Regions from separate parts of the Homo sapiens genome. Here regions 1 and 2 are each linked to region 3. The links are chromatin loops, found by intact Hi-C in ENCODE. Cell type or tissue: PC-9. All regions are shown on one strand. Links, peaks and the distances in the headings refer to the core of each region. The heading gives the core; the rest is flanking DNA.

Evidence for each region. Hi-C counts contacts between places; a loop is a spot of excess contacts. Peaks named below come from ENCODE experiments on the same cell type or tissue, not always from the same donor. Only the 100,000 strongest peaks of a DNase experiment are listed, where the experiment ranks them.
Region 1: it touches region 3 in a loop (9-fold over the local background); 50 of 110 quality-filtered maps call a loop at or near these places.
Region 2: it touches region 3 in a loop (5-fold over the local background); 88 of 110 quality-filtered maps call a loop at or near these places.

What each region holds. Positions count from the first base shown.
Region 1 is chr5:10,361,333-10,369,110 of GRCh38, forward strand. The region is part of intron 1 of MARCHF6 (membrane associated ring-CH-type finger 6); the gene reads left to right. Among named protein-coding and RNA genes, the nearest start is that of MARCHF6-DT, 11 kb to the left of the region's middle. In PC-9, for the core only: a CTCF peak has its summit at 3,211; a DNase peak (open chromatin) is centred at 5,489; H3K27ac peaks cover 1,208 bases.
Region 2 is chr5:10,420,643-10,428,420 of GRCh38, forward strand. MARCHF6 (membrane associated ring-CH-type finger 6) reads left to right here. Exons shown (of 26, transcript NM_005885.4): 23 at 3,093-3,182; 24 at 5,748-5,880. Among named protein-coding and RNA genes, the nearest start is that of ROPN1L-AS1, 17 kb to the right of the region's middle. RefSeq lists an enhancer at 190-1,389. In PC-9, for the core only: a CTCF peak has its summit at 3,659 (motif pointing left); no DNase peak of the experiment used is centred there; H3K27ac peaks cover 1,286 bases.
Region 3 is chr5:10,280,736-10,288,513 of GRCh38, forward strand. CMBL (carboxymethylenebutenolidase homolog) reads right to left here. Exons shown (of 6, transcript NM_138809.4): 3 at 7,687-7,778; 4 at 5,619-5,761; 5 at 1,462-1,553. Among named protein-coding and RNA genes, the nearest start is that of CMBL, 23 kb to the right of the region's middle. RefSeq lists a silencer at 3,393-3,462 and an enhancer at 3,563-3,692. In PC-9, for the core only: CTCF peaks have their summits at 3,455 (motif pointing right) and 3,667; a DNase peak (open chromatin) is centred at 3,446.

The DNA.
Region 1 (7,778 bases), core at 925-5,924, 81 kb after region 3:
GTGCTTAAGAGAAATTTGTTTTCTCAACTCTGGAGGCTAGAAGTTTGAGATGAAGGTGTTGGTAGGCCTGGTTTCTTCTGAGGTCTCTCTCCTTGGCTTGTAGATGATTGTCTTCTGTGTCTTCATGTAGTCTTCTCTCTGTATGTCTTCATGTAGTTGTCCCTCTATGTCCTAATCTCTTCTTTTTTTAAAGACGCTAGTCATATTGGATTAGGGCCTACTCTAAGGACCTCATTTTAACTTAATTACCTCTTTAAAGATCCTGTCTCCAAATATAGTTACATTGTGTATACATGCAGGTTAGGGCTTCAACACGTGAATTACGGGGGGAGGGGCAGTGCAATTCAGCCCATGATAGACATGAATTCTTGAAGGCTTGGAAGACTGAAGCATTCCCTGTACACTTATTTTTTATAACTTAACTTCATTATAATATCTTTTTTTTTTTGAGACGGAGTTTAGCTCTTGTTGCCTAGGCTGCAGTGCAATGGCGCGATCTCGGCTCATGGCAACCTCCGCCTCCTGGATTCAAGGGATTCTCCTGCCTCAGCCTCCCGAGTAGCTGGGATTACAGGCATGCACCACCACACCTGGCTAATTTTGTATTTTTAGTAGAGATGGGGTTTCTCCATGTTGGTCAGGCTGGTCTTGAACTCCTGACCTCAGGTGATCCGCCCACCTCGGCCTCCCAAAGTGCTGGGATTACAGGTGTGAGCCACTGTGCCTGGCTGTAATACACTTTTTACTTTCCTGTCTCTCTCCTTCCCTTCTGTCACCTCTTAATGTATTCTGTAAAGATGGAATCAGGTTAATAAAGTATAATTTACACACAAATTTACCCTGTTTAGGGTGCAGTTCTGTTATAACACTTTTGAAATAGAATATTGGAGATTCCATGTCTTTTTTGATTACTTCCCCATTTACCAAATATTGGGTACATGTCTACTACGTATCTAGGACCTGTGCAACAATGTTTTCTGCATGTTTCATTTCTTCATTCCAAGTCCTTGAAAAGTGCCAAGAGGCATTTCTATTGAATGGAACAGTTTGAAGAGCATTGATGTAGCTAGAGTAGTGGTTTTCAAAGCTTTGTCCCAAGACCCCTTTACATTCTTAAAATTGAGGACCCAAAGGACTTTTGTTTATGTGGGTTTTATATGTAAAGATAGATATTTACCATATTAGAAATGAAGAATGAATACAAATTATTTAGAATATTTAAAAGTAACAATAAACTCAATATATGTTAATAAAAATAACGTTATCTGGATTATTATAAGACAATTGGATTCTCATCTCTCCCTTTGCAGTCACTTTGTTAAGTGTTTTGGTTAGTGTATATAAAAACTCGGCATCACACAGATTTATAGCTTGAAAAGGGATGAATATTTTCAGATGTTTGTATGTTCTTTGATACTATGTCAAAACTTGACAAGTGGTAGTTTCTTAACGTATCTGAAAACATGGCAGTCACCTTAAAAAATTAAATTAACTGTTAAATTAAAATCCATTTGTCTGGTAGTGTAGGATAGAGTCCAGAAATAGATCCACACATACATGGACAGTTGATTTTTGGACAGAAGTGCAAAAGCAATTGCATAAAATATAAAGGATATCGTTTTTCAACAAATGGCACTGGAATAGTTGAATAGCTGTAGGAAAAAAAAAAGAACTTTGAGCTATAGCTTGTACCATATACCAAAATTAACTCAAAGGGCTGTTAGACCTCAATGAAAAACCTAAAACTATGAAACTTCTAGGGGAAAATATAGGAGAAATTCTTCGGAATCTTGGGTTAGACCAAGATCTCTTAGGTATGACTCCAAAAGCATGATCCATAAAAGAAGTGGATAAATCAGATGGCATCAAAATTCAGAATTTCTTTCAAAATTAGAAAGACACTTAACAGAATGAAGACAGGATACAGAAGATGTATCTTATAAGGGGCTTGGAGTATATAAAAAATTCTCAGAACTCAGTAATAAGAAAACAATAACTCAGTTTTTAAAATGGTCCAAAGATTTGTATAGACACTTCACTAAAAAATACATGTACATGGCTATTAAGCATATGCAAATATGCTAAGCATCATTAGTCAAAACCATAATGAGACACCACTTCACACCTGCTAGGATGGCTATAATCAGAAAGAACAGGTAAGTGTTGGTGAGCATTGTAGAAAAATTGGAACCTTCATTTGTTACGCTAGGAATGTAAGATAGTGTGACTGATTTTGGTAATTCCTCAAAAAGATAAGCTGAGTAACCATATGACCCAGAAATTTCATATACCCAAGAGAATTCAAAAAATATATTCACACAAAAACCTGTATATGAGTTAGCAGTATTATTTATAATAGCCAAATAGAAACAACCCAGTGTCCATCAACTGATGAGTAGATAAATGTGATCTATTTGTAAAATAGAATATTACCCAGCAGTTCAAAGGAATTAAGTACTGATGCATGGTACAACTTGGATAAATCTCATAAACATTAGGATAAGTGAAATAAGCCAGTCACAAAAGAACATATTTTCTATGATCCTATTTGTGTGAAATGTCCAGAATAGGCAAATCTATATATAGAGAAATTAGTGGTTGTCTGGAACTGGGGAGAGCAGATGGAGTAGGAAGTATCCACTAATAGTTACAGGGTTTCCTTTTGGGATGATGATAATGTTCTAAAAGATTATGGTGATGGTTGCGTAACTGTAAATATACTTAAAACAATTGAAGTCTTTAAATTGGTGAACTTTATGACATATATCTGAATAAAATTGTTAATTAAAACTACTGTGAGATATCATTACATACCTATTAGTGTGGCTAAAATGGTAATAGAATGACTGACCGTACCAAGTGTTTGTAAGGAGGTAGAGCAGTTGGAATTTTCATATACTGCTGGTGGGAGTGTAAAGTGGTACACCACTTCTTCTGGGGAGCAGAAAGCAACCTTCCGGGTACAGGTGAGCCAAGGTTGATGGGCAGTTATGCAGAGGGAGTTGGGATATCACTGTGTGTACCTGTGCAAGTCCTGGAGTGTGTTGGGTCCTCATCAGCAGGGCTGTATGAAGGTGTTCATTAAAACAAAACTACTGATAGTGTGGCAGGAGCTAGAAAACACCCCTTTCTTCTTAGATATCCCTCCAGCACCCTCTACTGGCAAAGTTTAACTGCCCCTAGCCAAAAGAAAAGAAAAGAAAAGCTTAGCATCCCTATCACTGAACAGGGACTGAAAGGGAGAATTTGGAGTTGAGAAGGGGATACATGGATAACTAGCTCATTACTGCTGAAATTGTTGGAATCATTCATTGCCTGTGCTGCTGAAGCTTGATGTTGCCCACAGCTGTTGGGCAGAATCTCCACCATGACTTGCGTATCTGTTAGCAGGAGTCTGCAGTACCTGCCATTAGCTGCAACTGCTGGTTTTTAGAAACAAGTAGAAAATGGTTTCGCTGTTTCTCTGCTTCTTCTTTATTTTTATTTTTGAGATGGAGTTTCGCTCTTGTCGCCCAGGCTGGAGTGCAATGGTGCGATCTTGGCTGACTGCAACCTCTGCCACCCAGGTTCAAGCGATTCTCCTGCCTCAGCCTCCTGAGTAGCTGGGATTACAAGCACATGCCACCACGCCCGGCTAATTTTGTATTTTTAGTAGAGACGGGGTTTCACCATGTTGGCCAAGCTGGTCTTGAACTCCTGACCTCAGTTGATCTACCCACCTCAGCCTCCCAAAGTGCTGAGATTACAGGTGTGAGCCACTGCACCCAGCCTCCCTGCTTCTTCTGATCTCACAGAAGTGCTTCTCATTGACAGACTCTAACTTAAGCCTAGTTGGCAAGGAGGCCAGAAAGTGCAGTTTTCAGGCTTCCAGGAGCAACAGTACAGGTGAATTTTTAATTTAGTAACGATAGTAATCTGGTGAGCTAAAATAAGTAAACTTTGGGGTACATAGAGAATTGGAATTATTATTATTATTATTATTTTTGAGACAGAGTTTCGCTCTTGTTGCCCAGGCTGGAGTACAATGGCACGATCTTGGCTCACCGCAACCTCCGCCTCCCGGGTTCAAGCGATTCTCCTGCCTCAGCCTCCCGAGTAGCTGGGATTACAGGCATATGCCACCACACCTGGCTAATTTTGTATTTTTAGTAGAGGTGGGGTTTCTCCATGTTGGTCAGGTTGGTCATGAACTGCCGACCTCAGGTGATCCGCCCACCTCAGCCTCCTGGGATTACAGGCGTGAGCCACTGCACCTGGCCGAGAATTGGAATTTTTAAACTGTGTTTGCAAGGCCTAATTCCCAAACCCACATAGTTTGTGTATGGGTATACGCTCACCCTCAAAAAGGAAATATTTTTTGTAAAATTTGAGCAGTTAAACATTTTTTTCTGCCTGTAATTGTAAAAGTAGCAATTAAACACTATCTACTTGGGGACGAGAAAGGAAGAAAAATTACCCATGTTCTCGTCTGACCAATTACAGTGGCTGTCTTTTTTTTGCATTTTCTTCTTTAGGCTATGGTGTTTTTACCTAGTTGGAAGTAAGGGAGTGTGGTCATTTAAAAATGTTATATCTCTTTCCATATTAGCAAATAGTTATATATACATATATATACTTTTTTTTTGTTTTTTGGTCTGTTGCCCAGGCTGGAATGCAGTCACGCAATTTCGGTTCACTGCAACCTCCGCCTCCTGGGTTGAAATGATTCTTGTACCTCAGCCTCCTGAGTAGCTGGGATTATAGGCGTGTGCTGCCATACCTGGCTAGTTTTTGTATTTTTAGTAGAGATGGGTTTCGCCATGTTGGCCAGGCTGGTTTCGAACTTCTGGACTCAAGTGATCCATCTTGCCAAAGTGCTGGGATTACAGGCATGAGCCACTGCGCCCAGCCTTGTATTTGCTATTTTTAAGGGACTGTATACATTCCATATAGTGAATGTGCACCATTTATATAGCCGCTTCCCTATTTTGGGCTATATAGGTTATCTGCAGACATTTTGAGTAATATTTTTAATATATTTTCAAAATTGTCTACTATAATTGTAGCTACTAATTGTAAAAATTTTATTGATAATTACATATTAAACATTCCTTGTTTACTTCAGCCAGATGAACAAGGTCAACATTAACAGTTACATGTGGCATAGTGCCACGGTTATTACTTGAGACTGTCACTATGACAGTTACTGCTGTTACTACTTGAGACCGTCATTATGAGACTGAGTGAAGGGGGACAAATGTAGAAATGAAAAATTAAGACAAAAGAAACTTTTAAAGGAAGAAAAAAGGGGAAGAAAAAGAGGGCTCCCTGCTTCTAGGGAGCAAAGGCAGCAGCCTAGCTTCCACAGCCCTTAGAATTTATTGGGTAGAAAGAGCAGGGGGGAGGTGATAATGACTGGTCAGCTGCTTAATTGATCACACGTTCATATTATTACGAACAGGCTTCAGATGTACCTAATCACAAGAAACTGAGCTTGGGGCGTGACTGCCTTCAGCATTCCTTCTGGGTGGCATAGGCAGTTTGTCAGTTTGCCAACATTCTGCGTTTATGAGAACAGTTTGCTGTTCACTCTTATAGCCTCCAGTGGTATACTGAGTTGATCACGACCCTCAGTCTTTCGGCCTCCAACAGTTACAAATCATGTTGATGGCATATCCCTTGATATGATATGATATGATATAAGATGCCACTTCATGTGATTTTTTTCCTTCCCAAAACCCATAGCCCCAGTCTATTCATGAATCATGCAATTTCCAGTAAACAGACATTCTACAGTGTACCTGACCAGTACTCCTTAAAATTGTCAAGGTCGTCAGAAACAAGGAAAATCTGAGAGACTGCCCGAGCCCAGAGGAGCCCAAGGAGACATGACAACTAAATATATGTAGATCCTAGAACAGAAAAGGGACGTTAGGTAAAGACTAAGGAAATCAGAATAAACCATGGATTTGAGTTAATGACAATGTATCAATATTGGTTAAGTGTAACAAAAGTGTAACAAATCCTAATAAGATGTTAATAGTAGGGGATATTGTGTGCTGGGTATATGGGAACTCTGTACTCTCTTCATATTTTCTGTAAGTCTAAGACTTCTAAAATCTAAAGTCTGTTAGTAATAAAAAATAATTCTTTGTATATTAAATTATCACTGATTTAACACCAGAAGGTAAGTGGAGAGATTTTGAAGTCTTACATCAAAGAACTTTCAAGATAGATAATAGCTTAAGAGTTATAACATGTACCCCAAAACTTAGAGTTTTATTTTTTTCCTCATACTAGGCACTTAGGATAAATTATTGAACTGTACTGTTGGCTAGAAAAACTTTGATGAAATGGGCTGACTTCCACAGTGGTGGTGGTTTTCTTTCTTTCTTTCCCATCTCCTGGGCAATCTCCACAAGAATTTGAAAAATTACTAAGGACTTGAAGCTTTTTTTTAATTAAAAAAACCACTATTGTTTATTGAGCCAAGCTCTTTGGTGGAATCTTTAAAAGGTATCCATGTGTAAAGACATTAGGTATTCAAATACAGCAACAAAAATTGCTACAGGATTAAATAGAAATTTCCCTTTGAAAACCAGGAAGAGCTTTGCCATATTGTTTCTAAGTAGGTTTGCGTTCATAACAAGCAAGATGCATTGATTTTACTTTGGCCTGAGCAAGATTCATAATTTTACTGCATACGAATCTGATGGGGGGGAGCCTCAATCTGCCACAGAACCTACTTCGGTGGTTTAATTTTTAGTAAAGGACTTTAAGCTGAGCCCTTTGTAGACTTCACTCTTTTTGTAGCCTTGGCCTTGTTACTCTGTTGAGGTTTTGGGTGGTGGGATTGGAACTAGTATACAAAACAGGCTATTCTTTTTTTGACTTTGTATGTTTGTAATAGTCGTACTTGCTTCATGTTTTTGCAAAGCTGCTAAGATTCTGTATAAAATAGGATCAGCTAAGTTATGTCGTAGTCACAAACTACCCTAAACCTCAGGAGCTTAAAGCATCAAAAGGTTAATCACTTCTTGGCCAGGCACATTGGCTCACACCTATAATACTGGCAGTTTGGGAGGCCAACACCAGAGGATTGCTTGAGCCCAGGAGTTTGAGACCAGACTGGGCAACGTGGTGATAGAGAGACCCTGCCTCTACAAAAAATAAAGAAAAATTTAGCTGGGCCTGGTGGTGTGCACATGTAGTCCCAGCTGGGAGGCTGAGGCAGGAGGATCACTTAAGCCCAGGAGTGTTTTTTGTTTGTTTGTTTCTTTTTGAGATAGAGTCTTGCTCCGTTGGTTGCCCAGGCTTGAGTGCAGTGGCGTCATCTCGGTTTGCTGCAACCTCCACCTCCCAGGTTCAAGCGATTTTCCTGCCTCTGCCTCGCAAGTAGCTGGTACTACAGGTGTGCGCCACCACGTTCTCGGTAATTTTTAGTAGAGATGGTGTTTCACCATGTTGGCCAGGCTGGTCTCAAACTCCTGATCTCAAGCAGTCTGCCCACCATGGCCTCCCAAAGTGTTGGGATTACAGGCGTGAGCCACCGTGCCCAGCCAGGAGTTTGAGGCTGCAGTGAACTATGGTTGTGCCATTGCACTCCAGCCTTGATGGCCTGGATGACAAAGTAAGGCTCTGTTTCTTTAAAAAAAAAAAAAAAATTTCCAATGTGGGTGGAGGGGGAAGTGCTTTTGCTAACTGTAGTCACTGGGGAGCCCAGCTTGATGGAAGCTCCATCCCTTACTGCATGCTTCCACGCCCATTGAGGCAGGGAAAATGCAGTGTGATGAATTGTG
Region 2 (7,778 bases), core at 925-5,924, 140 kb after region 3:
GAACATCAACATCATACACTGTCACTCTGTGATCAAGATAGAGGAAGACAAAAGCAAGACCCTCTGCAATCATGTCTGAACACAGACAGAACAGGAGCATTATTCAAACCACAGAAATGACCAAACATTCCCCTTTACTGGCTAACATGATTGGTTACTGCCTCATTACCAATTACAGTTTTAGCTTCTGCCACTTTTTCTAGATAAGATTTATTTATTAAGATAACCATTCACAGATTACTCTGCTTTCTAATAGCATCTGATACAGACCAAATTCCTGCTTCTTAAATCCTCCCCCAAATCCCTAACATAAGCTGAAATCCTGTAATAACCCCTTTCTAGCACTCTTACTGAGGGGCCCCAAGTTCTCCATGATGTGTTACTCCCTTGCTGCAATGAGTAATAAATGCAACTTGTTCTAGTTATACTTGTATTTTTGGTGGTCTTTACAGTACTCAGCATTACTTCTGAAATCATCATCACCTTAGAGAATTCTTTGGTACTATCAAAGTTTAAAAATGCTTATATATTATGACTCAGCAGTTTGGCTTTTCAGAATCTACTGTGAGGCATGAGCAAGGCTGTTTCTGCAAATACATCATTTTTTATAGCAAAAAATGAGAAGTGATCTAGATGTCCACCAATAGAGAATGCCCAAATAAAATGTGGAATATCAATGCAGCAATTGAAAAAATGAAGTAGAGATATTTGTTTTGATATCGATAGCTCCCAGACGTGTTTCTGAGTTGGGGGAAAGCACAAGCTGTAGACAGATAATGTGCAGCGTGCTATCCTTAATGTTTTGCATTAAACCCCCAAGTTTTTGAAGGAACAGTTTGCTTTTTCTTAATTCATGACTTTAAGCTACTTGCCTTTCCTGCAGCAAGTGGCTGCAGCTCCGTGGGATAGTGGGCCAGTTGGAATTCTAGCAGAGCAGCTAGTGTGGTGTGTCCTGTCTGGCAGGAGAGGACTGCAAAGCAGTGGGTTTTTGGAGAACGCGAATCACAGTGATCTTGGACCTCCTTGGGTAAACATTAATCTCATTTGGGTGTCTGCTGGACTCCCAGAAGGCCAAGAGAAAGCTGAATTGGTGGGTTGTTGCATCTTCCCTGCCTGTGAGAAAAAGCAGGGAGGCTTTCTTCATGTTCCTCAGTAGGAGACTGTTGGAGGGCTATCCCAAAGGTCTGAAGACGTAAAAGATCCTTTTGAAGCCCTTTAGGATATTCTCAGCCAGGCCCAAGCCTCCTTGAGGCTGCAGAGGAAATTATAACAAGTGCTTTATATGCAGGAGGCTTAGCAGCCGCAGAAAGGAAGTTAAGGCAGAGCAGTCAGAACACATGCCAGTTTGACAGCACTGCTTGCAGAGCCATGAGCTTCCAGAGAGAAGAGGAAATACACGGACGCCGAGTGCAGTATGTTCACACGCACATACAAACAGCAGCTCTAAAGCAGAACGCAGTTGTTGTGGAGCTGTATGACATAGATTTCAGACAAATCTAGTAGTGAAAAAAGATGTGGACAGTCACCACTGGGCTTGGCTTGGAGGCTTGGAAGATGAATGCAAAGCACTGGGCAAAACGGAAGAGGAAATTGAGAAAGAGAAATGTTTTGGAGGAAACATCTAGGAGACTTAGCGTACTGATAACGGGGGTTCCAGAAGGAACAAATGTGAGGCAGCATTGATACAAAAACAGGAGAAAATTTAACTGAATTGAAGAAAGATCTGATTCTGTAGTTTGAAGGGGCTCATGAGATTTGGTAAGATTGAGATCCAAGATAAAAACACGTAATTGGGTATATCTTATTAGACACGGGGAAATCAAAACAAGCTTCAAAAAACTGCATTGTCATTGGACTTTTTTTCTGTAGCACTGAAAACCATAAGATCAGAGAATTTATAGACGACTGGGTAAAAGGGACAAAAGCCAAGCTTCCTCTACCCAGACAAAAAATCATTTAGCTGTTCACCTATCAGGGTGAAGATTGATATTTGAGGGTATTCAAGAATTCAGTGTATGTATCAACCTCTCACCCCATTTGAAGAAGATCCTTAGAATAACCAATCAAACCAGTAAAGAAATGGGAACATTGGCCTCAAGATGGTAGACAGTGAAGAGGAGAATTAACAATCTGAGCAAAGTCCATATGAAAATGATACTACATACTTTCTATGGGATATAGATGTATAGATGCAGCTGAATGCATGGGGAAAAACATGGATGGTATGTACCAAAAGCTAATAGTGGTTATTGCTGGGGAGGGATCAGGATTTAAGGTAGTGATCACAGAGGACTCCCGTCTTTTCTGTAAAGATTTTGGTTTTATGTAAGAATCAGTCTAAATGTTACATGTGGTTTCTTTTTTTTTTTTTAATACCGTTTTTTGTTGTTGTTGTTTTAAATAAGCTAGATAGAGACCAGGTTATAAAGGGTTTTGTGTGCCTTGCTAAGGACTTCAGGGTTGTTAAGCAGGGAAGTTACGTTCATGATCTGATTTGCATTTAAAGAGATACTTGGTGGTGGTGGGGAAGGGGGCTGTGGGGAGGGAGGAAGTAGTCATCACTCTGTCTGGTGGAGAGCTGGAGGGTGGGCAGGCCAAGAGTCCGTTGCACCATGAGGAGGAACCTAGTAACAGTTCCCCAGTAGAACCACAAATGCTTCAAGCTAGAAGCTATCTGTGAGCCTTTAGAATGGTTTCTTAGGCCAAACTTTGCTCCACAGTCTTAATTTGACATAAATCAGCTCACTTGAAACCAATGAAATAGCCTAAAGATAGTTTGAAATAAAATCTTGGCATTTATTTTATTTGCTTTTTGAGATATCCATTAATGACCAGACTTTCTCTAACTCTTGGGAAAACAATATAGATTTTTAAAAGATAGAAGAACAATTTTTGATGGAAACATTGAATTTGAGCTGTTGAAGAAAAAAAATTCTCTGGGTTTTCAGTACGTTAGTCTTTTGTAAAATTGTTGCCAATCCTATAGAACTTCTATTTTGATGTGAAATAATGTAAGAAAATTATACAGCCTCTCTGCTGTGTTTATTGTTAAAAAACAACAGAAATATGTTAAATGGTTTTTAATTCCCTAGGACTGGGCACTTGGAGTCCTGCATGCCAAAATCATTGCAGCTATAACATTGATGGGTCCTCAGTGGTGGTTGAAAACTGTAATTGAACAGGTAAGCAAAATCAGTTTTCAGAGAAAGACATTCTGGAATTGGTTGTGTTTATGTTTGGCAGCTATAACTCTTATTTCTTATCTTCCTACCTTGCTGAGTTTTCTACATTTTTTTTGATGGGCATATATAACCTTTTTTTTTTTTTTTAAAGACAGCAGTTTAGTTTTACCACTGTAGGGGAGGAAAATAATTTGTTCTCAACCCTTGTTTTTTTTAGTTAAAATGGAACCCTTTAATAAAAGACAACAGAAAAACAAAAGTTTATTAAAGTACATATTTCATATATACATGGAGATACCCAGGGAATGAGTAATTTCAAAGAGGTGGCTTTGAATTCCAACGAATCTTCAACAAAGAATAATAAATTTTTAGAGAAGTGACAAGATGAAGGAAAAGGACTTTGAGTCTCTAGGGGTGGCAAGTGAGGGGAAGCAAAAAATTGGCAGATGCGGCTCCTTAGTAAAGCTTGGCAGTGTTGATTCCTCTGGTGCCATCTAGAGGCCCAGAAAGGCCCAAAGCTCTCTTCAGTGGGTAATCTTTGTCCTTCATGGTGTAGGGAAGTGGGGTGGGCTACCTTTTGTCTTTATACATTTATATTCTGCTTCTAGGCAATAGAGGGAGGACGGAAAGTTTTCCTGCATCTATTCTTTCTCAGTTGCATTCAACTCAAAACAATCCTTATGCCTAAGAGGCATATTTTTAGGGTGGCATATTGTGGTTTTCTATACTCCCATGAATTTTCATCAACCACGTTTAAGCCATCCTTTATCTGAAGGTTAACCAGTAGCTTACGGTATCTAGAACCCTGTTCATAGTGGAGACAAAAATGAAAATACGTGCTTTTTTTCTGGTGAAGGTTGATATTAATGTTTCTAAGCCTGTAGTAGATTTGGAGTGGGGGAAAGGTTATTGCTCGAGGTAATAAAAGAAGACAGAGGAAAAAACATTACAAAAGGAGAGCTGTTTTGGCTTCATCTAGCTACATAGTACCTAAGACTATTATTGTATTACAGAACTGCCAGATAATTTGATTGTTGTGGGAATACCTTGGAAAAGGTAGACTGTGCTTTAGCACTCCGATAATAAGACTAGAAAGTATGGTAATTCATTTAAGGAAAATTTCTATCCAAAATGGCCAACATAACAGATTTTGCTGCTACTTTACGCTTTAGCTATATGGCAAATGTACTTGTGGGGACCCCTCTTATCCTTAGGCCAGTGCCACATAAGTAAGACATAACAGTTCTGCAGCAGTAAAGTACACCTCTTTTTGCTGTATGAGAAGTAAAGACAGTAGTTAGCCAAGCATGCTCAAGAAAATCTGTTCAAAAAGTGCCTGTATTTCAAGATTTTGATTCTTAGGAGTAGGGGGGTTAGGGAGCCAGCAAATTGCAGTGTGTTTGTGTGTGTCTCTAAAGTATGGGCTAATTCTGAAGTCCACCAGGAGTGTGATGGATTGGGGGCTTCTGGCTTCATATCCCTTCAGGATCAGAGTGCAGGCCAGTACACTCTAGAATGGCCAGGTTAGCCTCTGGCCCTTGAAAAAGGAGCATGGAGATGGGATTTATTCATACTGGAGGCTGTGGAACATCATTGATCTTCTAAATAATTTGTTATCTTATTCATTGTTTTCTCTTGCGTATGTGCGTGTGTGTCTCTGTAAATTTAAGAAAAATGGTTGGAAATGGTTGAGAAACACTGGGATGCCTTGCTTCATTGATTAAAATGCATTTGGGTTAACTAGGTGTCTTTGGGAATGGCAGCATGCCTTTAAAAGGTTAAGCATGTTTGCCATTCAAATTCCGAGGTGATGGGGTTGAGTTATGCTACATTCAGTCACAGCTAAGAGAGGTTTAAGTGCTGCTGGTGAGGCAAGAGGAGAAGAAAATAACAGCCTTCTAAGCCTTGTTTCTGTCTGCACTCCATCTAAATTTTCTGTTCCCAGGGTTTTCCCATTTCCATCCATTCTTTCCTCTGCATTACTCTTGTAGAATTTTCTGGATAAGATGATGGAAATATTCTAGTAATTCTTGGACTTGCTTTTTTTATATTCACTATAGAATTCTTTCATACTAAATTTTTAAATACCTTTTGATTTGTTAAAATTTGATTTATGCAAGCTTTTCAGAAACGCTTCCTGCTTCAGTGTTTTCTCATCATACTCAGATAAAATGAATGCAATATTGTATAATAACACAATATTACATATTACGTATCTCTTTCATAAGATGTATGAAGTTACTTCAAGTAATGTGGTCTTGAATGAATACCACTGAATGTCATCTGGTATTGTATAGTGCAAGTAGAGTATAAATTATTCTAGATTAGTGTCTTATTTCATCACTTAGCAGAGCTAACTGCAGAGCGTTAGTGGGTAAATACATTTCTTCAGAAACTCGTGGGCACTATGCTTATGTTGATATACCAGAATTTGCCTTGACTTTAGAAGAAGTAACCAGTTTGACTATTTTTGGGTTGGCAGATTCAGTTGTGTGGAGATTGCTGTATTAACTTGGAGGAATTTGTCTTGTATCTTTGTTCTAATTGCTTTTTGTAATGTTTCAGGTTTACGCAAATGGCATCCGGAACATTGACCTTCACTATATTGTTCGTAAACTGGCAGCTCCCGTGATCTCTGTGCTGTTGCTTTCCCTGTGTGTACCTTATGTCATAGCTTCTGGTGTTGTTCCTTTACTAGGTACGTAATGCTGGTTGTGGAGCCTTGAAGGAGCACTTTTATTAACATTGGACATTCTCTTTACCCCTAGTAAAAAGGATGTCTCACTCCATATGCTTTATTTGTAAATGTGAATCCAGCTAAGACAATGATTTCAAAATACCACTTTTCTTAGATTTGACTATTCTGGGTAAGATTAGAGGATCATAAAGCTCTTTGATACAGTTCTTTTCTCTACCAGAAGATAAAACTTGAAATTTACATGCTGTACAAAATAGGCAGGATCAGATTTCCTTCAGGTTGTCTTCTTCTGACTAGAAGTGCTGTGATCATATAAAATTAAGTAACAGTGTTGTTGTATTTAAGTTTTAAAGAAATATTCTTTGGCATAAAAGATCCAAAGAGGAGATGCTAATGGGCAACACGTTTATACTGAAATACACTGTCTTGTTGATTGTGTAGTGAAGACTCCTCATAGCTCCTTAAACCCAACATATTTTCAAAATTATAAGCAGAGACTTTTCCTTCCCAAATCTTTTTCTTCTCCAGAATTCCGTCTCTCAGCAGCAAACATTATCATCCAACAAATTGCATAAGTCAGAAACCTTGAAGGCTATCCATGTCACCTTATTCTGTCCTCCATGTCCCTCTGGTCTCCAAGTGTCCCATTCTTCCCTGAAGAATCTGGTCTCTCGTCTCTGGAGCCTTTGCTCCTGACTTTTGTTGAGTCATTCGTCTCCTACCCTAACTTTGGCACCTTCCTATCTGGTTTCCCAGCCTTGAACCTGCCATCACTAATTCCTTCTCCACACTGGGCACAATGACCTTTCAAAAGAATGAATCTCATTGTACCTCTTTGGTGAACATTTTTTTCATTGGTTCCTCTGTGGCCTTTAATGCAGTCCAACCTTTTGGCATAGTTTACAAGGCTCCTCCTTTTGCTTTGATGTGGGCTTCAGTTTGACCTCACTCCATGTCATATACTCTGAGTTTTGATTAAACAACCATGGAATGGCCTCTTATCAAACACACAATGTCCTCTCCATAACTGTCTCCACATTTTCATTTGTCTTATCCATCTGCCAGAAATGACCCCGTCCTCCCTTTAACCGTGAGAGAGGAGCTTAAAAAAAACACACAACCAAACTTGCAGTGTAACATGTATACTTGTATGTTACCTTACTAGGTCAAGAAATAGAACTTTTCCAGCCCTTTGGAAGCCCTTTGTGTGTGTGCCCTTCTTTACCTTTTGCCACTGGTTTGACTTCTAATAGTCTCATTGCTTCTTAGACAGTAAAGATATTAGCCATGTGCAGTAGCTACTTGGGAGGCTGAGGTGGGAGGTTGCTTGAAGCCAGGAATTGAAGACCAGTCTGAGCAACATGGCGAGACCCAACCTCTAAAAAAAATAAAAATAAATTATCTGGGAGTGGTGGCGCACACCTGTAATCTCAGCTGCCCTGCAGGCTGATGCAGGAGGATTGCTTGAACCCAGGAGTTCAGGGCTAACCTCAGGTTGTGACACTCCAATCTAGCCCAGGCAACAGGCCAAGACCCTGTCTCAAAAAAAAAAAATTGCTCAACACAGGTTTGTATAGAGAGAGGCTGAGCAATGTATCCCTCAGTCTGCAGGATGGCATGGGAAACAGGGAACAGTTAAGCTGAGGGCCCACAGTGTGCAAACTGCATCATTTCCTGGTTCCTTCTAAGTAGAAACTTCAAGGCTTTTATTTGGTTTGAATTGTGACTATGCCAAGTATCATAAATACCATATTAAAATGCAAATATATATTTCCTGCAAAATATATTTCAAAGCCCATTGCTTTTTAGTTTTTTTTTTTTTTTTTTTTTTTTTTGAGAGACGGAGTCTCGCTCTTTTGCCCAGGCTGGAGTACAGTGGTGCAGTCTCGGCTCGCTGC
Region 3 (7,778 bases), core at 994-5,993:
ATCAGAAACAAGTTCCACAGTTACACTGAATTCTTTCCCACTAATTTTTTTCTTTTTAGACAGGGTCTCACTCTGTTGCCCAGGTTGGAGTTCAGTGGCGCCATCTCAGCTCACTGCAACCTCTGCCTCCCACATTCAAGTGATTCTCCTGCCTCAGCCTCCGGAGAAGCCGGGATGACAGGCACCCGCCACCATGCCCAGCTAATTTTTGTATTTTTAGTAGAGACAGGGTTTCACCATGTTGACCAGGCTAGTCTCAAACTCCTGACCTCAAGTGATCTGCCTGCCTCTGCCTCCCAATGTGTTGGGATTACAGGCGTGAGCCACGGCGCCCGGCCTCTACTGCTAATTTTATAACTAACACAGTCCTTATGTCTGGCAAAGGAGAGATTTCAGGGAAATGGAAAAATGATACATCTATTATTTGAAATCACTTGCATTAATATATTAGTTACTAATATTATAACAATAATTTCTAAATGACTGCTTTTTTTTCTTAAGAGTCAGGGTCTCACTCTGTCACCCAGGCTGGAGTGCGGTGGCACAATCGTGGCTCACTGCAGCCTCCAACTCCTGTGCTCAGGCAATCTTCCTGCCTCAGGCTCCCAAATAGCTGGGACTACAGATGTGTGCCACCATCCCAGCTAATTTTTTTATATTTTTGTGGAGAAGGGATCTAGCTAGACTGCCTAGCCTGGTCTTAAACTCTCAGCCTCAATCAATCCTCCCACCTCAGCCTTCTGAGTTTCTGGAATTACAGGCATGAGCCACCACGCCCAGCTAAATGACTGCTTTTGAACCATACTTTTCTTCTGCTTTTTCCTTATCAACTGACTTTGTTTAATAAATCCTTGTCTTTAAGGTCACAGACTTTATTGTAATTTGTGGGTTAGCATGGAGGTGGGGCAAGAGGTCCCGTTTCTCCACCAGGTAACCAGGCCATGCTGAGAATACTTCCCTCAGACATTTCCTTAAGCATGTTTTGGGAAGGTTATACTTCCACACTGGAATTATATAAGTGGAATTGAATAAAACCCATCTTTAAAATGTTAATGTTGGAAATATTTGGAGCAACAAATGCATCCTTCAAGACTTCCCACTCCCCGCAGAATGTCAAACCGTGCTATTAAATATATAAATGAGGCCAGGCGTGGTGGCTCACACCCATAATCCCATCACTTTGGGAGGCCAAGGCAGGCAGATCACCTGAAGTCAGGAGTTCAAGACCAGCCTGGTCAACATGGTGAAACCCCGTCTCTACTAAAAATACAAAAATTACCCAGGTGCGGTGGTGGGCGCCTGTAGTCCCAGCTACTCGGGAGGCTGAGGCACAAGAATGGCTTGAACCTGGGAGGTGGAGGTTGCAGTGAGCCGAGATCGCGCCACTGCATTCCAGCCTGGGCGACAGAGCGAGACTCCATCTCAAATAAATAAATACGAAGAGAAAAGATGCCAACTTACGTCCTTGAGTGGAATCACAACATCATTTTCAGCAAAAATGAACAAAGTGGGGTTCTTTAAATTGTAAATGTCTTCAGAATCCTTGACAATGCCTGAAAAACAAGCACAGAGGCATGATGTCTGATCCCCACACTCATGCCACATGATCCCCACACCCATGCCGCATGATCCCCACACTCATGCCACAGAAAACTGCAACATTTGGGTTTGATTTTTCAAAGTAAAATCTCTGCTTTGCGGACTTTATTTTCTTTTTTAGCCATTCCACAGAAGTGGCCCCACTTGTAAGATTAGCGTAAAAGAAGGCCGGGCGCGGTGGCTCACGCCTGTAATCCCAGCACTTCGAGAGGCTGAGGCAGGTGGATGGCTTGGGCTCAGGAGTTTGAGAGCAGCCTGGGTAACATCGCAAAACCCTGTCTCTACAAAAAATACAAACATAAGCCGGGTGTGGTGGTGCATGCCTGTAGTCTCAGCTACTTGCGGGGACTAAGGTGGGCGGATTGCTTGAGCCTGGAAAGTTGAGGCTGCAGTGAGCCGTTTGTGCCACTGCACTCCAGCTTGGGCAACAAAGTGAGACCCCGTCAAAACAAAACAAACAAACAAAAAACCCAAAGCCTGGGCGCAGTGACTCAAGCCTGTAATCCCAGCACTTTGGGAGGTCGAGGAGGGCGGATCATGAGGTCAGGAGTCCGAGACTAGCCTGGCCAACATGGTGAAACCCTGTCTCTACTAAAAATACAAAAATTAGCTAGGTGTGGTGGCACGCGCCTGCAATCTCAGCTACTCGGGAGGCTGAGGCAGGAGAATGGCTTGAACCCGGGAGGTGGAGGTTGCAGTGAGCCAAGATCATGCCATTGCACTCCAGCTCTGGGCAACAGAGCAAGACTCCGTCTCAGAAAAAAAAAAAAAAAGAGGATTATAAGAGTACAAGAGAAATTTATTTAGTCAGATCCTCCTACTGTCTACCTCCCCACTTTATGGACTGGGAATCAGGCCATTAAATAATTGAATGATACCTCGTCCGCTGCTTAGTATGGAAAGATGCGGAGCAGCCTGAGGAATGTCCCGCTGGGATGTACCTTCGTTTACAAAGAGGATCAATGTCAAACCTTCGCTTGAGAAGTTTCTCAGGTCTACACAAGTCCCACGGGTTCTGGCTTGAATGCACTGAGTAGTTTTGTTGGTAAGAGGAGCTGTCTTTTGAGTGGGTATTTAGACTCGCACCAGACCACGAGTGTGGAAGTGTGGAAGTGTGAAACTGCCTGGGCCTAGCAGGTCAGTCTATAAAAATCAGTTTTTGGCCGGGCGAGGTGGCTCACACCTGTAATCCCAGCACTTTGGGAGGCCAAGGCGGGGTGGATCACTTGAGGTCAGGAGTTCGAGACCAGCCTGGCCACCCACGCAAAACCTTGTCTCTACTAAAAATACAAAATTAGCTGGGTGTTGTAGCCCCAGCTACTCAGGAGGCTGAGACAGGAGAATTGCTTGGACCCAGGAGGTGGAGGTTCAGTGAGCCAAGATCGTGCCACTGCACTCCAGCCTGGGTGACAGAACAAGATGCTGTCTCAAAAAATAATAACAATAGTTTTCATCTTTCATCTCAGCATTCATTCGAGATTAATTCTGAAATTAGAAGCATGCTCTGCCTGACCCAGGTTGTCTGAAAACAACCTGTGGGTGTGTCCACTTCTATGCGAAAATAAGTAAGTAAAAGATTTGCAGCAAGTTAACCATTTTAAGATAAGAAGACGTAAATAACATAACTTTTTTCCACTTCCTGCTGGCAGCAGAAGAGCTAAGTAACAGAGAGAGCCTCCTTCACCTGTAACTCCTCTTCAGGAGGCAGGGAGCCACGGGAAAGGTGACCACGCTCCCTTCCCCACTCTAGCAAAGCTACTTCATGTGGATGGGCCTCTTTTGATATCCCTGGGCCTGAGCCCGGCCACGCTCTGCAGCTCACGCACTACACAACAGCGGCCAGAAGGTGGCGCCGGGGAGGCATCCACTCCCGACCGCCTTTTGCTAAATCGCGCAAAAGCATGGTCTGGACAAAGCATCTCTCAGCTCCATTGTTCCCAGAGGCAGCTGGCCACTGCCTTTTGAGTTTATGTCCTTTTGTGTTGTCCTAAGTCAATATTTAAAGGCGTTTTTAACTCTAAAAGTAGTTGAAAATACCACAATGAGGAACCATTAACCCAAGAAGGAATCATTAGTATAACTTTATGATCCACTTCAGATGGTCCCAGGCCTAACGATGGTTCCACTTTCATTTTTTGACTTTACAATGGTGCACAAGCGACACTCATTCAGTAGAAACTGTTCCCCAAGTACCCAGACAACCATTCTGTTTTTCACTTTCAGTACAGAATTCAATAAACTGCATGAGACATTCAAGACTTTATTATAAAATAGGCCTTGCGTTAGATGATTTTGCCCAACTGTAGCCTGATGCAGGTGTTTCGGGTCGGCCAGGTGAGGCTATGATGCTTGGTAGGTGAGGTGGATTAAATGCATTTTCGACTTGAGATATTTTCCATTTATGATGGGTTTATCAAGACTTAGCCCCATTGTAAGTAGAGGAGCATCTGCATTATTTTTAAAGGCTATATTTCCTATGTGTCTTTTTTGTTTTCGTTTATCTATTGGTCTGAATGCTTCTATATCATGAATTTAGCAAGCAGTTTCTATATACAGATATAATGTTATTTCATTGCTGTAGTAACTTTGGTTTGTTTTGGCCAAAAATGTATAAATTGCTATTTCGATTTTAGAGTGTGTTTTCCTTGGCTTTCTTTCCTTTTTTTTTTTTATTTTTTATTTTAAGAGACAAGGTCTCACTCCCTGTCATCCAGGTTGGAGTGCAGTGGTGCATTCACAGCTCACTGCAGCCTCAAACTTCTGGGCTCAAGTGATTCTCCTGCCTCAGCCTCCTGAGAGGCTGGGACCACAGGCATGTGCCAGTACACCCAAGTAATTTTTTTCTTTTTCTTTTGACAGAGTCTCACTCTGTTGCCTGGGTTGGAGTGCAGTGGCACAATCTTGGTTCACAGCAACCTCCACCTCCCGGGTTCAAGCGATTCTCCTGCCTCAGCCTCCTGAATATCTGGGACTACAGGCGCCCACCACCACGCCCAGCTAATTTTTGTATTTTTAGTAGAGACGGGGTTTCACCATATTGGCCAGGCTGGTCTCGAACTATTGACCTCATGAGCCACCCACCTCGGCCTCCCAAAGTGCTGGGATTATAGGCGTGAGCCACCACGCCCAGCCTTAAAATTTTTTATAGAGACAAGGTCTCTCTATGTTGCTTAGGCTGGTCTCGAACTCCTGGGCTCAAGCCATCTGCCCATCTTGGACTCCCAAAGTGCTAGGATTACAGGCGTGAGTCATCGCATCTGGCTGCCTTTGCTTTCTTTCTTAGTGTGTGTGCATGTTTGTGTACAGTTAGAGCAATTTGTATCTTGGAAAAATCAGTCTTTCTTTCTTTCTTTCTCTTTCTTTTTCTTTTTTTTTTTTTTTGAGACAGGGTCTTGCTCTGTCACCCAGGCTGGAGTGCAGCGGCATGATCATGGCTCACTGCAGCCTTGACCTTCTTGGGCTCAAGCGATTTTCCCACCTCAGCCTCCGGAGTAGCTAGGACTACAGGTGCACGTGACCACGCCCAGCTAATTTTTGTATTTTTTGTAGAGACAGGGTTTTGCCATGTTGTCCAGGCTGGTCTCGAACTCCTGAGCTCAAGTGATCTGCCTGCCTAAGCCTCCCAAAGTGTTGGGATTACAGGCATTAGCCACCACCAGAAAAATATTTTCATAGATGTTGCTCATAAAAATCTTGTGTGATATTGATCATCATTACATTAAAAAAACAAAAAAAGCTATCCCCTTCATCCTAGGTGAAGAAATGGAGAATTTAGATTAGGTGGCTTTCCCAAAGTCACACCACTGGGACCCAGACCTCTTGACTCCCGGTGACATCCTCTGGTTAACTGCATGACAAACCTCCACCTCTATTTTCAGATTCTTAAAACCCATTTCCATAAGATGGGCAGTCTTCACATTATTGGGGGTTGTGTTACACTGGATGGGGAGGCTTGTGATTGTTGTCACTCTTCCACCCCTCCCTTCTGCATGGAGTAAAAATGCACAAGGCAGATTTACCATAGACGGACACCCCTGCCCTGAATTCTGAGTATTTCATCATCAAATGATGGACAGCAGTTCCACCCCAGCAGAATCCCACGATGCCAATTTTCTGGGCATGACACTGTTGTTTCAGATACTTCAAGATAGCACTGATCTCTCTAGAACAGAAAGAAAAAATATTCAAGAATCAGGCTTATTTTGTGAACCCCTCAAAGAGCTGTGCTGATGATAACAGGGCTGTATCAGCAACTGTTTTTGAAGTTGCCAAGGTTTCTTCTTTTGGGAGCTCCACCCTTACTACCTCTGGCCCAACTGATGCATCATCCCAGCACATCTTCCTGCCAAGCCCAGCCCTCCTCCAACTGCCTGACAGCTGCAGGCAAGCTGGGCTCTTCCCAAAACATAGGTCCAACTGCCTCACTCCCAGCTGAGAGCTGAGCAGTCTTCCACAGCCTGGGGATGAAGGCCACAGCCCACAGCACGGTTCGTAAGACCCGAGTCCATGATCTGCTCCCTGCAGAGTGCCCCAGTCTTCTCTGTCCCCTGAGTCTCCCAGGAGAAGAGTCTCCTCTCTCCTCTCTCCCATGAGCAGCCATAACTATGGGCAGACGCCCAGACACTCTCTGACTTCACACGTTCACTCTCTCCCCAAAACTCCCCACTCTGCATTGCTCGTCTCCTCCCCCTGCCGCCCAGTGAAGCCAAATTTGGAACGCCATCAGGACTATTTCAGCCATGAGGGGACCAAGAATAGTGGCCCTTGTCTGGCAAATGATTCATGTGCAAACTGATTGTTTGGAACTCAGAATACATTTTCAACTAGAAGCAATGTACCAAAGTGGAGGTGGGCTGCACACGTATGTTTATTGTAGCACGATTGCAAAGATATGCAACCGAAGCGCCCATTGACCAATGAGTGGATAAAGAAAATGTGGCCTATATACACCATAGACTATACTCAGCCATAAGAAAGAACAAAATAATATCTTTTGCAGCAACTTGGATGGAGCTGGAGGTCATTTCTCTAAGGGAAGTAACTCAGGAATGGAAAACCAAATACTGTATGTTCTCACTTATAAGTGGAAGCTAAGCTATGAGTAGATTCACAGAGGCACATAGAGTGATATAATGGACTATGGAGACTCAGAAGGGGGAGGGTGGGAGGGTGTGAGGGCCAAAAAACTATATATTAGGTAAACTGTACACTACTCGGTGACAGATGCACTAAAATCTCTATTTTCATAGATGGTGCTCATAAAAATATTGTTTGATATTGATCATCATCACATAAAGAATGCTATCCCCGCTGGGTGCAGTGGCTCACGCCTATAGTGAGACCCCATCTCTATTTTATTTTAAAATTTTTAATTAATTAATTTCTTTTTTTTTTGAGATGGAGTCTCGCTCTGTCCCCCAGGCTGGAGTGCAGTGGTGCCATCTTGGCTCACTGCAATCTCCGTCTCCCAGGTTCAAGCAATTCTCATGCCTCAGCCTCCCAAGTAGCTGGGACTACAGGCGTGCGTCATGACACCCAGCTAAGTTTTTGGTTTGTTTGTTTGTTTTTTGTATTTTTAGTAGAGGCAGGTTTCACCATGTTGGCCAGGCTGGTCTCAAACTCCTGATCTCAAGTGATCAGCCAGCCTCAGCCTGCCAAAGTGCTGGGATTACGGGTGTGAGCCACCATGCCCGGCCTAAAAATTTTAATTACAAAAAAAATCCCAGCACTTGAGACCAGCCTGGCCAACATGGTGAAACCCCGTCTCTACTAAAAATACAAAAATTAGCCGGGCTGGTGGCAGGCGCCTGTAATCCCAGCTACTCGGGAGGCTGAGGCAGGAGAATTGCTTGAACCTGGGAAGCACAGGTTGCAGTGAGCCGAGATCATGCCACTGCTCTCCAGCCTGGGCTCCAACAGAGCAAAAACAAAAAAAAATTTTTTCTCCTTTGTGCCAGGGGAAGGATTCCATTGGCCATGGAGAAGTCCTACCCCAAGGTAAGGAGTAGTGTCTGAAAGGTGAAGCCCACCCAGCTCTCACCTCCCTGGGCCACAACGTGCACATGGCCACGTCTGCGGATAACTCACCTATCGATCTTCTGGGCATTTCTTGTTTTCAGCCACTCAGGGAAGATAGACCAGTCGCCAGAGGGGTCCCAAGGCTCTTGCCCTACAAAGAA